Linked DNA regions of Homo sapiens: regions 1 and 2 are each linked to region 3. The links are chromatin contacts, found by Hi-C or POLR2A ChIA-PET in ENCODE. All regions are on one chromosome and are shown on one strand. Each heading gives the region's core, a stretch centred on a gene start or an enhancer-like site at or near the end of the contact. The rest is flanking DNA. Distances are from core to core; before and after follow the strand shown. Region 1 overlaps MCCC2 (methylcrotonyl-CoA carboxylase subunit 2). Region 2 has its middle 98 kb from the start of LINC02122. Region 3 holds the start of FCHO2 (FCH and mu domain containing endocytic adaptor 2).

Region 1 (3,506 bases), core at 941-3,440, 1.4 Mb after region 3:
AATTCATATAATAATTTATACATATTGCCTTCTGATACTGTTTTCATTGCAGATTGGAGTGGTGGGTACACAGGTCAGTTGCGTTCAAAGCAGAGCTCATGACTTCACAGCTGTGTGATTATAGGTGTGTTTCCTAGCCATCCTATGCCCCGGTTTCCTTACCCACGAAATGAAGATAAAAAAAGGAGCCATATCATATATTAGGATGACTTGAAAAATGTATAGAAAGCACTTAGTTCAGAATCTGCAACCATTAAGTCTTTTGTTGGTTGCACATTATATGCTGTGTCCAATTCATTATGAGCTCGCTGAAGACAGAGACAACAAAATCCTCCTCACTGTATCCCCTATAAAGACCAGCACAGCACCTACAAGCAGCTGGGCCTCATTTGCTGTTTTCTCTACGTGCAGAGCAGTTCGTATTGTGAGTTAATCAGGTAAATTCAACTTCACAGAAAAACACAAAACAAAAAATACCTCTACATCAGTACCCGTTCAAATACCTGCATACATGAACAACGTATGTTGGAATTTTATCAGACTAACCCAGTATCAGGAAAGGCCCATTTTTTTTTTTTTTTTTTTTTTTTGAGACAGTCTCTCTCTCTGTCGCCCAGGCTGGAGTACAGTGGCACGATTTCAGCTCACTGCAAGCTCCGCCTCCCAGGTTCACACCATTCTCCTGCCTCAGCCTCCCAAGTAGCTGGGACTACAGCTGCCTGCCACCACGCTCGGCTAATTTTTTGTATTTTTTTTTAGTAGAGACGAGGTTTCAGTGTGTTAGCCAGGATGGTCTCCATCTCCTGACCTCATGATCCGCCTGCCTCGGCCTCCCAAAGTGCTGGGATTACAGGCGTGAGCCACCGCGCCCGGAGGAAAGGCCCATTTTAAACTGCTTTGCTTTCAGGTTCTTTGATTTAAATGTGTTTTAATTTCAAATATAAGTTTACTTTCACTGGAAATTAAATTTACTTTAAATTACATCTGCTCAAATTATATAATACTTGCACATTTAACTCAGTACCTGGCACTCAAGAGATCTATAAATACTTGCTACTATTTTTTTCATAGTATGATCCATAAAGTTAAAAGAAAAACAGGATCTAGAGAACAAAAAAAAAAAACCACACAACACATAGAGAAAAAAACTGGCATGCGTCAAAATGTATGAGTATTATGCACTAGTACTATGAACAGTTCTTGTTTACTTTCCCCCAGAGTTTTCAGCAAAGAACCTGTGTTTCCTTTATAATTACAGGAGAAATCAACAGGTTTATAAAATACCCATCCCAAATGTAATACATACAGCCTTCCAAACTATCTTGCATTTTACCAGCTAATAATAGTTTATTTTACCACTCTGGTGACTTGCCTAAGTAGATGCAGGGGAGCCTGTTTTGCATGGCAATTTCTTGGGCCCGTAATTGTTTTTTCACAGTCACTGGGTAGTAGGCACCTCCTTTGACGGTGGCATCATTGGCAATAATCATGCATTCTACTCTGAAAGGCAGAAATTTCATTGGAGAGAGAATTTAAGAGATTTCTTCAAAACTAATTACACTCATTACAAGATACCCCAATACAACCTTCAACTTCTAGTACGTATCACTATTAACATCCATTAGCAGACAGCAGTCTTAGGATATAAATGCAAACTTTAATCACAGTTCACATATTAATTTATATAATACAAAACAATTACTTCTAACAAGTTTATAAACTCACACTTGGTTTTTGAAAAGTCATCAGTCCTAGATTAGTAATAAAAAACTAACAACCTAAGCCTTGTGTCATAATGGTTCTTTGAATGAAAAGGTCCTAATAAGATGAAAATAATAATGAAAAAAAAAATCCAAGTCTCAAGGGAAAAGAATTCCCTCATAATAAACCTTCAAAGTCTCCTTTTAGGAGGGTATTTTGCAAAAATGAAAACTGACCTTTAGTACTAAGATTTATTTTTTGTATTCTTGTTCTTCAACATTACAGCCCCATGGTTTTCTACAAAACTAAATGTAGTCTAAAATATAACGTTCATCTTAACTGAAGTCAGAATGAATGCAAACTTTAATATACTAAAAACACATGAAAGGTATCCTGAGTCATCAACAGTGCCCTTTCTCACCAAAACCAGTTTATTGGGTATGAGTCACAAAGAGCAGGGCGGCCAACAACCACAGCTGGTTGGGGAAACTGTACAGCACTGGCAGGAAACCTTAAGGTCAGAGGTACCCTTGAAATCTGAGATGACAACAGTGTGCTCTTTACAAAATTCAATTTTCTTTATGTTTCTGATGTTTGTGTTACCTCACTTTATGCTGCCTACAACTCTAAAGAGTGAGTCATTAAATCCCTGCTGAAAATAGAGAACGGCAACTGAACACCCAGCACAGGGTAGTGTTGAGCTTCTCATACTAGGATATGTGGCCAGCAGGGCTCGCCACAAGACAAACAGGACTCTTCTTTGAGCATCAATTTTATTCCCTAGGTCATATAAAACCTTTTTCTGCACTGCAATGAACATTTTATAGAGTAGAATGCAAACTTTTAATGATTTAACATTAAACGAACTAGACTTCAAAGGAAATGTAGGCTTCTCATAGGTTGCTGGGCCATAACCTCACACTCCAGAGTGTGTGCTCATACTTCCTACCACTGGGGGTGCTACGCTAGAAAGTTTAAGAAGCTCTGGTACTGGAAAGAGGCCAGGCTGTGAAGTCAGACAAAGTTAGACTGAAATTCTGGCTCTGCCAACTTGTTAGTTATGTGACCATGGACAAGGGACATAGCCATATCTGCTTGTCTATTAAAGGTCACAGACTTGTTACAGAATGAGAAATCAAATTGGCCCACAAAAATACTAGATTGCATTTCTATTGGTTTTGCCTACCCAGCATCTATTATTTTGGCAACAAAACTAAACCTTCTTTCAGAAACTGCCTCTTATCTTTAATCCAGGTGGCTCAAGTAGGACTGACCCCAGAGCCTGCCTTAAAGGGGGGCACAGGGACCAGGTCTTTCTACCCAGAGTTCCCACTGAGGCTCGGCAATGGGACAGGCTCTAAGCCTAAGCAGATCTTGCCTTCCACTGCAGCTGCTAAACTTATAGAATATAAACCAGGAACTGCCTATGACCATCACTGCCTCTGGATTTAGAGAGGCTGCCTAGAAACAAAGCTGACACACAGCAAGTCAGGGCCAGGAGTAGAAAACAGCCTGGGACCTAGTAATACCTAAGACCATTTGAGCTCCCAGATACAGCCATGCCCAGACTCACCAGATAAGAGAATCAATATATCCTCTTTTTTGCTTAATTTGAGCAAATTCAGCTCATCTGTCATTTGTCAGAGAAAGAGTAGTGATGATATAAACCATTCAACAATTTTTATGTAAGAAAGGTCAATTTGAATTATAATAAAGGCCAGAGCAATGGCTCATGCTTGTGATCCCAGCACTTTGGGAGGCCAAGGCAGGAAGATCATTTGATGCCAGGAGTTTGAGGCTACAGT
Region 2 (3,497 bases), core at 545-3,044, 1.2 Mb before region 3:
GCAGCCATCTCAGGAGTTCAGAGAGCTCATTTTCCCTCTTCTTATATCAAAGTTTCCTGTGTGTTAACAATGAAAGATACCAAAACTAGCTAATGAAAATTGTGGCCTAATATTTATATTTAAGAAAATGATTCATTTAATAAGAAATGTCACACTTTGCTGATGTTTATACACAAAACGCTATTAAAAATATTGGTCTGAAACAAGACATCAAAAATTTTGTAGCAAAATAATATAATTTAAAAATTGATAAAACAGAATATCATAACTATTATGATTTAAATCATTGTTACATTCTGTTCATAATCTATTAATTCTAAAAATAAACCAAAAATGGCCCATCACAGAAGGAAGTGTCACACAATATAAATGGGCTAATTACAAGATAATTTTAGGAAATGTAGAAAATATTAATTTATAGTGCCTTAGAGACAGTCTGGGTCTGGGAATTTAAAATTGAATGGTGACATCTTTCCATCCTCTAATTTTATCTCTGCTATACCCACAAGCTTAAAAGTTGAGGCTTTCTGTGACTGTGCGGCATAAGAACAATGGGTTTTTGCCCCTTCTTTGTCCCCTGAGATGGCATTATAAATAGGCCCTGCCCCCACCAACCCTGCCTCCAGGATGGCAGCCTGTGAATGCAGAACGCCTATAGCCTTCTAGCCGTGTCTGTGGCAAGGGCATGTGCCAGTGGGGAAGCACGAGCTTTGGACCTGAGGACATCTGGGACAGCTCTTGGTGTCAGTGCTCCACCCATGCCTGGGTCCCTCTACCATTGGCAAGCACCTGTCTAGTCTCATCCCAACAACCAGCTTCTGTTTCTCTTAGCCAGAGAATTTCCATGCTGTAAATGACATCAATGACTGCTGGAACCAATATGTTAGCAGAGTAGGAACATACCTGGAAGTTTACATTTTGCTGGGAGGTGTCCTCAACTAAGGACCTACTGTTGCAGGGGTATAAATATCCCCGCTGTCCTGCCTCCTGACTGGATCACTCTAAAGACTGACATTGTCTTCAGAGCCTACTTTCAGGCCTTTCCCTGACATTGCCTGTTTACTTGGTCTATTTCCCTTCCTGGCACCATGATTTGTGATGTGAGTGCTAGAAGAGGATTCAGAATTTGATTTTAATTACTCTTAGTGTCATCTCCTGACCATGGACATCTTAAGTGGTTTTTGTCAGTGTTTACTTTGAAAAGAGAAGTCCTGTCTCTCCCAGGGCCACTGTCTTCAGAGCCTCTGGGTTGGTGACAGGCTGCTGGGGCTGGGGTTCCCATGGGGGAGATGAGGCTGAGCCCAGAATGAGAATCAAATGGCCCTGCATTCAGGAAACTCTCAGAATTTGTCACCTTATATACAATATCTGTAGTCAAATCCAAGTGATTCATTTCCTTTTTCTGAAGCCACAGAGCTATAGGGATCCACTCTCATGCTTCCTCCCTAGCCGTCTTCATTTTCCTAGCCTCCTTCATTTCACTCACTTCATTCTTCCTAAACACAGTGAGATTCTTTTAGGTCAGCTGCCCTCAGCCTCTATTCTCTGGGGTCTTTAACATCTGCTTTGGGTTGCTACTTCAACTCCTGAAGAACTCCCCTTTGCTGTTAATTATAAATGCAGGTGGTATAAATAACCATTTGAAATGAGTCAGAGATGACCTGATAAAGTCCTCTGCATTGAGCAGGCTAGATGGCGCTGGAAAGAGAGGCTGGGCTGAGCAGGTGGTAGGAGAAGGTTCCCTTGGGTACAGGAAGTGGGAGTGGGAGGGCCGTGTGCCCAAGTGGAAAGAGCATTTCAAGAACAGCTTTGGCTCAATTGTGGCCGCAGAATCTGGCAAGCACACCACAGGCTTTGTTGCCTTCAGTGCCAAAAGCCAAGAAAACCAGCCCTTGCTGGCCTTGGAGCGAGCAGGGAGAAGAAAAATCCGAGGAATACATTGTCTGACTGTCGCCGTGGACAAGTGTTCCCGTGCAAGCAGATGACCTCTTTCCCGGAACAAAGCTCCATGTTTTAATAGCAGAAATCTCCCAGAAGGAAATGTCAAGGTAAACAAGTGTTGGGGCAGATTATACAGCGGACTCCTCCCGTCTAGAATTCTCTTTTTGGAAAGTGCTCTCTGAAGGGTTGTAGCCTCTATAGCATGAGCCCCCACAAAGATGGGTTTCTGTCCTCCAAGGAAAAGCATGTCAGGTAATCCCTGATGGAAAGGGGAACTTCAGAGGAACATAGGGATAGAGCTTTATTCCCAAGGGCAAAGCAGGCGGTGGCACGGAACAAATGCATGGGACCTCAGGGAGCCCTTTGTTTAGAGTAGCACTGAGGTGCCTCTGTCCCCCTAGCCATTGACATAAAGGTCACAAACCCGCAGCATGACTTTCCTTCCCCTCTTTCCACCAGGATTAAGTTTAGTCTCAGGTCATGACTTCTAAAGTGCATCTGAGATACACACCACCTTGCCAGGACCAGATGCAGGTCAAAGAAGGGTCAATGAAGCAAAATCAAAACCAGAAGGTTTTCTATTTCCTTCAAGGACATTAACAAAGGGAGCACTGTTGCCAAAGGATATAATAGCAAATGTCAATTAGTCCTGGAAGCACATCTTACATGACTAAACCTGATGCTGTGTGGAGGCCACTCTTAACCCTCGCCACCACTGTATGTACAGAGCACATGCTGCACCTGTCAAGTCACCCTGTTTGCCCAAAACATTAACTGGCCCTTCCTTTGTTCCTACTAATCACTCCTAATTCTGTGTGTTGCAGCTGTATTGTCAGGCCCTTCCCTGCTTTATTTCTTAGGGCATCTATTGTTATTATTAAATGATTGTTTTTTTGTTTTTTTTTTTGAGACGGAGTCTCGCTCTGTCGCCCAGGCTGGAGTGCAGTGGTGCGATCTCAGTTCACTGCAAGCTCCACCTTCCAGGTTCACGCAATTCTCCTGCCTCAGCCTCCCCAGTAGCTGGGACTACGGTGCCCGTCACTACGCCCGGCTAATTTTTTGTATTTTTAGTAGAGAGGGGGTTTCGCCGTGTTAGCCAGGATGGTCTCGATCTCCTGACCTCGTGATCCACCTGCCTCGGTCTCCCAAAGTGCTGGGATTACAGGCACGAGCCACCGTGCCTAGCCTAAATGATGTTTTTTATGGAAACCCAGCACATGGTAGGCAGGGATTCCTTCCTGCTTCCTAGACTTCAAGCATCCACCCTGACAGTGCTGGTTCTGCTCTGAGCCTTCTTTTCCTCACTCGCATGAAGATGCCTGTCTGGTTGACAGCATGTCTGGGCAAATACTTCTTATCCATTAACTAAGCATTAACAGACTTGCCCCGTGTGGTCCTCAGACTGGGGTACTGATTACTCTGATGAGAGATGTATGGCTGCCAACAACAGGGGTCTGGAAAAAGAGGCCACATTGTTTATTTTATGCCCAGGTCCAGAGTGGTCCAGAGCGCCTGTACAAGGCACAGTACAGTTCTATAAAGTCAGTGTCATCTCC
Region 3 (3,548 bases), core at 301-2,800:
AAATATTAATAAAATGTGGAATGGAATATTATTTGACCATAAAAAGGAATTAGTAGTGATACATGCTACATCATGGATAAACTTTGAGAACATTATGCTAAGTGAAAGAAACTGGTCACCATGGCCCCATTTATAGGATATGTCCAGACTAGACAAATGCAGAGAGGCAGAAAATACATTAGTTGCCTAGGCCTGGGGCAGGGGGAAAATGGGGAGTGACTGCTAATGGGTCTAGGGATTCTTTCTGGGATAACGAAATTGTTGTAAAACTGATATGGTGATGTTTACACAACTCTATGAACATATGAAAAAACCTCTGAATTGTACTACACTTTAAATGAGTGTATTGGTACGGAAATGTGAACTCAATAAAGCTGTTTAAAAAACAAAACACCTAAGGTCTAGTATATACGTTCTTTGTGGAAAACAAGGTACATTCAAGACAAATAAATAACTATGAACTGATCTGATTACTAACCAAGACCATGCTTGAGGCACTTAGAATTAAGAATTTAACATACATTCCTTACTAGCTAAAAGATTACCCCTTTAAATATGTCTAAATCTCAACGAAAATGGACCTGCAGTACTTGCAACTGTCAGGGCATAAAATGGGATTCACGAAAGATACCTGAGTAAACACGTTCCTTTCCTGTACATGGCTGAACTGTACTTCCCATTACAAAAAAAAAAACAATAACTGCAGAAAAATACTCCACCGGGAGCCGGAGAAATTCTCAAAGAAGAATCTAATACTGAGCTAAGACAAGGGGTGGAAAGAATGAGGAAGGGGAAGGAGCACAGAGTAGGGGGAGGTCTCCATGCATTTAAGCCCAAGGAGTCCAGTTACATTAAATCCAACTTTTAAACGCTTTGTGAACAGGCCCAGAGGCAAAGTCCTGGGCGCAAACCCACGAGCCGAGCTGCGAGGCTGAGAGGAAGTGCTAGTCCAGCCCAACCCCGCACTGGATTTGGTGTGGAAACCGTCAGAGGTAAAAGGGATCGCTCAGATGGGGGGCCCGCGGTGAGGGCAGGAGGCAAAACCCCACCGCCCGGCGCTCCCAGCCAGCGCGCAGCGGGAGGCGGCTGTGCCGCGGGCCCGTCCTTCGCGTCCGAGCTGCCGCGCACGCCCCGCGCGGAGCGCGGCACCGGGAGCCTCCGGTGGGGCTGGGTCCCGTCTCCCGCCCCATCCGGCGCTTTGTCCCAGCCCCGGTGGCCGGCGGCCCCGCTGCGGGCCCCCGGGCCGCGGTGACAGCCCCCGTCCCCATAGGGCTGCGAGCCCGGGAGTCCCTATAGGCTGGCGACCGGTCGCCCGCCGGACCTCACCCAGGCGGGACGCGGCAGGAGGACGCTCGCCCTGCCGGAGGGGCCGCCGCCGCCGCCCGAAGCGCACGCAGGCCAAGCTCAGGCGCCAAAAGCCTTGGACTTCGAAACACACGACTTCCAACATCCTAAGCTTACCCAAAAATTCTCGACGAAATACGCCATGACCATCGTGCCGCCGCCGCGCCGGGTTCCGCGTCCGCGCCCGCCCGCCGCTGTGTAAACACGGCCCGGCCCCCACAGCACCCCCGCCTTTCGCCGCCGCCGCCTTCTTCCCAGAGACCGGCCCGCACCTTCCAGGGCGCATGCGCCACCTAGCGGCTGCCGCAGCTGGGCGAGCACTTAGACGCCACGGCCACGGTGTGCGCATGCGCCCTGTCCCCATTCTCGGGTGTTGGTAGATCTCTCTGCATCCCGGGCGCGGCTGGGTTGAGTGTTCTCTTAGGAATGGTGGAGAACTGGGTCCTTGAGGAGTCACCGGGGAGACTGCTCGCACTGTTTGTGGTGCGACGGGCACTGGCCCAGGGACAGAGGGAAGAGAAGGGCCAGCCAGCGGCAGTGGAGTCGGCAGGCTGGCTGCCCACTCGCTTTCTCTCCTCACAAGACTCGCTTCCCCGGCCTTCGAGGATCTCGAACGGACTATAGTCTGGACTCGCTGGGCTGGAGGAAACTTGGCCGCTGGCCACCCGGAGGAGACTGAGAAGCCTTTGGTCAACAGGGCGCCTTTCCTTGAACCAAAACAAAACTTTCCGAAGCCGGAAAGGAAACGCCCAGTGTCGCCTGAGAGCCCTGGAGCTGCGCGAGACCCAGGCACTGAGTGCGGCCTCGGCCTCTGACCTCTAACACGCCGGGAACAAACCAGCTGGGGCGGCCCGCAGGCCTGCGGGAGCGGAATGTGACCCGAAACCGACGGACTTCCTGACCCATAGTCCATAGTTCTCTTCAGCAACTTGAACATTTTGGAAAAAGAAACAAGTCTTAACATGCCACGACCTAATGGAAAAACTAAATCCCCTTCCTACACCTTGCTTTCCAAAAGTTAAAAAAAAATAGTTAAACGCTATTAGAGGTCTCAAGTTCACTGTCACCAGATCAGCTAGGTCCAGAATCTTCAGTTCTTGAAGCCAAGCCCTACAAATAGATTTATTGTAGCATATCACACCTCTTCAGGTGACTTAAAACAATGAGAATTCATGAGAAATTATCTTCATCCTCAAGTAAAAATCATGAGGTGCCTTTCACATGGATGAAATTGTAAGTGCTTGTTGAACAAGGAATAATTGGATAATGGTATTGTGGTCATACTTTTTAAGAATATCTGTTAGAAAGATATAGGATGCAGAACATCTAGGATTTGCTGAAAGTCATTTATTATGGATAGGGGTATGAGTAAGGTCATAGATGAAAAGGGATGAAACAAGATTGGCCATAGTTGCTCTATTTTTGTGTATCTTGTTTCTTTATTTTGTTTCTTTAAAAAGTCCTCATATCACTGACATTTACACTTAGTTTTAGGGAAAGTCAAATTTAGAAATAAGCTACAGCTCTCTAAGCTATCGGTCTAACTGGATTTTTCTCGATGCTGAAGAACTTTTTAAAAAATTCAGCCATCTAGGTCACACAGCAAATACATTTGGCATTAAATTCCTAGTATCACTAAAGTACTCCCTCCCACCGCCGCGCCCCCCCCCTTCCCCCCGCACCCTTAGACCTGGGCAAGAGAGACTTCTATCCTGGACTCCATGCTTTAAAGGAACTTACATATCACACACACACATTAATTTAAAAAAAAATAGGTGCCCCTGCCGCTTGTGATCTGATACTGAACACTGGCTCATAACCATAAATTCCCTCTCCCAGTGAAGAACACTATTCAGGCCCCAGGAAAACTCTTCTTCCTATCTTTTGTCTTCTGTCCTCAAAACAAACGGTGAACTCCAAAAGCAGTGAAAATTTGTACATAGCATGGCTGCCCATTTCAGAGACTGCTTTGGAGTCAGAATTTGAGCAGCAGAAATGCTTAGGTAAGAGAGAAGACAAATTAACTTGTCAAATCCTTCATCTCAGCTTGAATGCTATAGATTCCTGCATGACAAAGTATTGTTTCTCAGTAGTATCAAGCATACATTTTCCTTTTGTTAGTGTTCCAATGTGTGGCTATTACCTACAGACAATTTAGTATAGTATTCACAATAGTTACTGGCCTTCATTCGCATTCTTCTGCT

The links. Hi-C counts contacts between places; a loop is a spot of excess contacts on that map. ChIA-PET counts read pairs that join two places held with the same protein, here RNA polymerase II (POLR2A). Pooled maps may share reads with other maps.
Region 1: a loop to region 3 is called in a map of CD4-positive, alpha-beta memory T cell, with 11 times the contacts of the local background. The contact joins the enhancer-like site here to the promoter of FCHO2 in region 3. A Hi-C loop is called at or near these places in 1 of 168 maps with a recorded cell type or tissue (CD4-positive, alpha-beta memory T cell) and 2 of 50 pooled maps. POLR2A ChIA-PET finds 5 or more read pairs at or near these places in 1 of 52 experiments (Panc1).
Region 2: a map with no recorded cell type shows a loop between it and region 3 (10-fold over the local background). The contact joins the enhancer-like site here to the promoter of FCHO2 in region 3. A Hi-C loop is called at or near these places in 2 of 37 single-sample maps with no recorded cell type.

The regions. Positions count from the first base shown.
Region 1 is chr5:71,600,500-71,604,005 of GRCh38, reverse strand. MCCC2 (methylcrotonyl-CoA carboxylase subunit 2) reads right to left here. Exons shown (of 17, transcript NM_022132.5): 5 at 1,373-1,500. Among named protein-coding and RNA genes, the nearest start is that of MCCC2, 15 kb to the right of the region's middle. Within about 2 kb of position 2,190, at least 19 of the 41 ENCODE cell types and tissues checked have a DNase peak (open chromatin) inside an H3K27ac peak, as active enhancers do.
Region 2 is chr5:74,199,793-74,203,289 of GRCh38, reverse strand. No RefSeq gene overlaps it. Among named protein-coding and RNA genes, the nearest start is that of LINC02122, 98 kb to the right of the region's middle. RefSeq lists enhancers at 1,532-1,581, 1,602-1,671. Within about 2 kb of position 1,794, at least 10 of the 41 ENCODE cell types and tissues checked have a DNase peak (open chromatin) inside an H3K27ac peak, as active enhancers do.
Region 3 is chr5:72,954,043-72,957,590 of GRCh38, reverse strand. It overlaps FCHO2 (FCH and mu domain containing endocytic adaptor 2), which reads right to left and starts at 1,550. Exons shown (of 26, transcript NM_138782.3): 1 at 1,462-1,550. The coding sequence starts at 1,494. FCHO2-DT (FCHO2 divergent transcript) reads left to right here and starts at 1,707. Exons shown (of 2, transcript NR_186392.1): 1 at 1,707-2,577. RefSeq lists a silencer at 958-1,657.